Regions from separate parts of the Homo sapiens genome. Here region 1 is linked to region 2. A link is a contact called in ENCODE Hi-C or POLR2A ChIA-PET data. All regions are on one chromosome and are shown on one strand. The core of a region is the stretch at or near the end of the contact, and the rest is flanking DNA. Distances in the headings are between cores, read along the strand shown. Region 1 has its middle 100 kb from the start of OTUD1. Region 2 has its middle 170 kb from the start of ARHGAP21.

Region 1 (2,700 bases), core at 3-2,502, 1.0 Mb after region 2:
CCCTGAGAAATGGAGTACCTTAATACTTATCAATTAATGCCTTAGGTAGTTTTGGTTGACAGCCAGCTAAAAATAAGACTGAGGTATTGGAAGACAATCAAGGGAGAAAGAAACAGACACAGATTTATCCTAATTCAAAATTGTTCCCAGGGTTAACCCTGGCCATCCTTCCCAGGATTCTTTTAAAAAGTTCCTTTGGCAAGAATGCCATAAGATACCAACTCTCATTTTGTCTACCTGTTGGTATCTAGTGATGGGAAAAGTGACAACCACCAGAACGCTACAAATCCCCCTCTAAGTCCAGGTCACTAGGAAATATTTTAGATAGACTAGCATTATAATCTCAACAGTTATTTATGCATCCATTTAAAAACAGTTGGACATTTCATCTTGCTCATCAGGAACAAGATTTTCCCCCTATTTTTAGCAAAAATTGTAAGCCGGGCACATGCAGCCTTTGCCAAGCAGAATATGATTCCTCAAGGCTCTTCAATGTGTGGGAGCCTGACATAAGGCTCAGAGAAGGGCAGAGCCACAAACAAGCTGTGATGATCACTTTGAGATAACCAACCAATGTGTCCAACTCAACTATGGCTTCCCAGACCATTATTAGTACTCTACTTTTGTTTATTTTTAATGACTAGTGCACATAAATTTAAATTCATGGCCTGTTAGGATCCATTCGTGCTAGCTCTATGTATAATGAGTAGCAAAGTCTATGCAGCTTTAAATATAGAGGAAAGAATAATTGTAAGATATCTCAATCAAGGTTTCTGCTCTCCTTCACATATTTTAAAGACATAACACACAGAGGTTACATAACAGTCTTTACAGAAAACCTTGCATTCAGAGCTGTTGTGGAAGCCTGTTTGCAGCTGAGTGTTTACTAAATCAAGCACTAAAAACTAGATTTACACTGGTTGTTTGAAGCTGAAAGCCAGCTGCAGCTGCCATTAGAGCAATTCAATTTCTTTTTTATAAAGCACAAGTAAGGCTCAATTTACTAAAGTTTTATTTCCTTTTTATGCATCCCATATGCTAGGGGAAAAAATTAAGTTTATGAGATTAAAAATGAGTTTTATGCTAACTGTTTACAAAGTTTCAGCTGCCTGCATTTGCAAGCCCTCAAACCCACCAACTTCAGCTTCTGGCTTGTTTTTTTTCTTTTCCTTCCAACGAAGGAAGGTCTTTGTGTTTGCAAAAGGAAATCACCCAGCCCCCTTCTCTGCTTCCCTCTAGCTCTGGCTTCCTGTTTCACAACGTGCAATTTTATGACAGTTGAGGCAGACAGATAAGTTCCTTCATGATGCCAAAATCTTCAGAGAAGAAGGTTCTTGTATGGATAATAGCTTTTTTAAAGGATTCTTTTTTACCTCCATTCCCTGTGTCTGGATTTAACTAGTCTGGTGATGTTTTTCACTTCTGTGATCAACTCTTAAAAGGCAATATAGCTTTCACTTGATAGGAAGAAACATCTAGACAGTGAGCAAACTGCTGCTGAATTTGGAGAACAGTGCATTTTGTTACCTAATTACAAACCATAGTAGATTTTTTAAAGATGAAAGTTGAATTTGTTTGCTCCAAAATTAATGAGCACAATTATTTTTCAAGTGTATATATGTAATTCAGGAGACCTCAAGATATCCATTATTAATTGAGTCCACCATGCAAATTCTTCCTCTATCTGGAATACTTTGGCCTTTCTTAGGATTAAAATTCCTCCAGTTCAGACTAAGCTGTTGGAGAACGTGTCATTTTTTGTTATTTTAAGGTGCATTCTGTAAAAAAGACAGGGTAGAAAAATACAAGAAGATGAGAAAAGCTTCTAGATATCAGGCCAGAGAAATCATCTAAAAGAGTAATGTAATGCATACACTTATTTCCTCTAACTCCTCCTGCCTCTACCTAACTACTAAAAGGTTGAGTTTTAAACCTTCCCAGTAGAAGTAAAGGACATTCTAGAACCTTAAAGTATGTGATTGGGAAAAGGACAGAGAGAAAAAAAAATCAACATGTAAACAATGCAGCAGATGATAGCTGGCAAGGGCCTTGTGAGAACACATTGTTTTGCCAGTTAGAGGAAATAAGTATGTCCAAGCATGTCACAGAGAGTTTCTCAGAGGTTTCCCAGTTGAACAGAGCTCACAGTCAACTCCAGCACTGAAATTCTTGAGCAAAGAAGAGAAATGAAGACCATGTCCCCAGCATTGCCCTAGAGTGGGGAAGAGTTGACATGGACCAACTTCAGCCACAGATACTAAGTAAGCGTCAGCAGGCTAGAATTCTCTGGAGGTATGAAGCTTTGTTATACTTCAAATAATCTCATCCCAACAGGCAATTCTTGGCAAACAGGATGGTTTGCACCATGAACATTGAAAAGCATGCAGAGCCCATGGAAATGAACAATTCCCAGAAAGAAAGTTGAAAGGTGTTTACTGAGCACTGATCAACGTCAAAGACCTATTGCAGTAAGGCCTACAACCTACAGCAGCAAAGACCAAGCACTGCAGAGATGATCTTGGGGCACTGATCTGACATGCTTCTAGCAGCAAAGGGGAACACCTGGGACCCTGCGACGAGAGAGAGGTACCTGAGGCTGGGATTCCCCTGGTTTTATAGTAAGAAGCTTAGAGCATAGATCACTCTTTGCTGAGACACATGAACTATGCCCCTTCAAACTGTTTGTTACAGCTTAAAAAA
Region 2 (2,700 bases), core at 17-2,516:
CCCAATGTTAGAGGCAAAACTGGCATTTAGTGTGTAGGGGTCAGGGATGCTGAATCGGGATGTCCTACAGTCAGCTGCCCAGGAAAAACTGTCCCCCACCCCCAGCACGACCTGGTCACGTCCCACTGGACATATGCGTAAGGAAAAACCCTGCTTATAATGATCCGAGTGTAGAGGCCAATTTTATTTTATATTTAAACACTTTTGCAGCCTCAAAATGTGCAATAAAATTTTTCAGGAACGTGTAAAGTGAGGGAGAGTCGTATTCTGCTTTGTTCAAAGCTTTCAACCAAGTCATTCGCTATTTGGGAAAAGTCACATTACCAGCCATTCACAGCGTTCGAGTCCCCGGTACGACTCGTCTCTGAATGTGAATTCTGCTGATGGGTGCGTGCATGGCACGGTAATAATTATACCTTTGTTATAGTGCCACTAGGACATTGTATTTTATTTTTGAAACAAGGCGAGTAGGTAGGAGATGTCATAAGGAATTTCATCTCGTACAAAACATTTGTAACTAAAAGGGGGCTTGGATCCATTGGAATTGAGACTTATCCTTGAATTTCAAAGGATCACTCTGAGAGGCTGAGGTGCCTACTCACAAGTCCCTGCCGAGAAGCCGAACTTCGAGAAAACCCTTTTAGGAGGCACTTGGGGGCCGCTTACCCTGGTCTCCAGCAGCTGAAGTTCCCGAAGGCACCAGCAGGAGGGGCGCGGTGAGGCCTCGAGGGGTGTGGTGAGGCCTCGAGGGGTGTGACCAGAAAGGTGGGGCGTGGCTTAGCTGAGGCAGGTTGAGGCAGTACCTGGAGGGGCGTGGCAAGGCCAGGAGGAGGTGGGGCCTGGTACGGGTAGGACCTAGGCTGGGCTTGGCTTGGCTTGTCTGGGGTGTGGTCTTTCTGGCAGGTGAAGCCTTCCCTGCAGTCCCAGCTCAGGGCCCTAGAGTTGTAGTTGACCACTTGGGGCTTAGGGGAAGAGGAGTACCTATCCCAGGTTCCAATCCAGATTCACCGCCTTTCCAACAATAATACTAGATGAGAACATTAGCCTTTTAAGTGGAAGGGGTCTCTACCTACGCATCTTTTGAAGGTGAGGCAACCAAAATTTGCAATCTAATAATCCCACAAATGGATAATTTTCTGCATTGTGCTCATTCGTCTGATCCAGGAATGAAAAACCTCCCCTTAAAGCCACCTTCTTTCAAAGGGGCAACCTGAGCAGCCCCCACCGCAAGCAGGATGGCGAGTGCCCAGAGGTGCATACTGCACTTGTCACCTCTTGCCTGTTCTCAGTGTCCTGCAGTGAAGTGGGGGAGGGATAAATTACAGGAACTTTTTCAGTGTTTGTGAGGATTAAAAGACAATAGATGCAAAACACCTTAGCATTCTACGTGGCCCATAATAGGCAACAGATGGCAGTTATTGCTGATGTGTTCACAGACACAAGGATTAAGGACCACCCAATACGTTGGGCAATTAAAATATTAAGCATTTTGTGCAAATCGAAGGCATGCACTGTAAGCTCTCCTGCCTTCTTGGCAGAGAGTGGTGAGCATAACTTAACCTTCCTCGTTCCATCAGGGCGAACATTTGCTTCTAAGGTGGGCACCTGACTTGGAGCTAGATGGACATGCACCTTGGGAGGGCCTGGGACTCTCTTCTCAGAGGTGCTTTTCGGGTTATTCTTTCGGACATTACCTTCTTAGGAGCATAGATCAAAGAATGAGTGGTTGCCCGATGCCAGGGCTATGTTTTCCTGGACAACGTCAGCTGGCCTCTTTTGCAAAATTACCTTTTGAATTTTCAGTTGAAGCAGCTGTCATTCCTCTACTTCCTCCAAAAAATTTCCTGCTTGCTCTGAAATGCCTTTGCATTTACTGAGCCTTGGAGGTGGGGAGGACCTTAGCTAGAATTACAAGGTGGGGCATTCAGGAAGAGGCCCAGGTTTATGTTTTAAATGTGGCCTGCGGGGAGGGGAGTGGCCAGACCTGCTCTCAGCACCCAGTGGATGTGTCCCTCTTACCCCATGGGTCTGGCCCCTTGCACTCAAGCCCAGGAATGAGCATCATCTGAGGAATATGGGTTGGGGTGACCTGGGAGCACCTTCTCCCAAGCCTGCACATGTGACTTCACAAAAGAACCATAATTCTGAGCCATGATTCCCAGGGCCTTGGCTTTTCTCCATCTGTGTAAATGTCTATTTTACTTTGGAAAAAAATCCAGTCACAAGTAGCATTAAAAGAAAACCAGCTTCTTTAAAAATGCTGTAACGCTATTATAAGTTCTGTATTATACCTGTCAGTGCCAGGTGCCACCACTTCTGTGAAGCACCAGACAAGCCCGTTGCTCTGCACTCCTGTAGCCAACTGCCAGGACTGCTCGCACTCCCCCACCTGCATCAACTGTGACTTGATCTCCCCGGTATGTGTGCCACGCTTTCCCCAACTAGACTGATGCCTCTCAAGGGCAGAACTGGTTCCAGCTGTCACCGCAGCAGTAATAATCATCATCATTAACTTTTTTTGTTTTTTAGACAAAGTCTTACTTCTTGCCGAGGCTGGAGTGCAGTGGCACAACCTCGGCTCACTGTAACCTCAGCCTCCCGGGTTCAAGCGATTCTCCTGCCTCAGCCTCCTGAATAGCTGGGAATACAGATGTGTGCCACCAAGCTCAGTTAATTTTTTTGTATTTTAATAGAGAAGGG

What was found. Hi-C counts contacts between places; a loop is a spot of excess contacts on that map. ChIA-PET counts read pairs that join two places held with the same protein, here RNA polymerase II (POLR2A). Pooled maps may share reads with other maps.
Region 1: a map of Calu3 shows a loop between it and region 2 (6-fold over the local background). The contact joins two enhancer-like sites. A Hi-C loop is called at or near these places in 3 of 168 maps with a recorded cell type or tissue (Caco-2, Calu3 and psoas muscle), 1 of 37 single-sample maps with no recorded cell type and 15 of 50 pooled maps. POLR2A ChIA-PET finds 5 or more read pairs at or near these places in 1 of 52 experiments (T-cell).

Annotation. Positions count from the first base shown.
Region 1 is chr10:23,539,128-23,541,827 of GRCh38, reverse strand. No RefSeq gene overlaps it. Among named protein-coding and RNA genes, the nearest start is that of OTUD1, 100 kb to the right of the region's middle. Within about 2 kb of position 1,252, at least 3 of the 41 ENCODE cell types and tissues checked have a DNase peak (open chromatin) inside an H3K27ac peak, as active enhancers do.
Region 2 is chr10:24,550,602-24,553,301 of GRCh38, reverse strand. No RefSeq gene overlaps it. Among named protein-coding and RNA genes, the nearest start is that of ARHGAP21, 170 kb to the left of the region's middle. Within about 2 kb of position 1,266, at least 2 of the 41 ENCODE cell types and tissues checked have a DNase peak (open chromatin) inside an H3K27ac peak, as active enhancers do.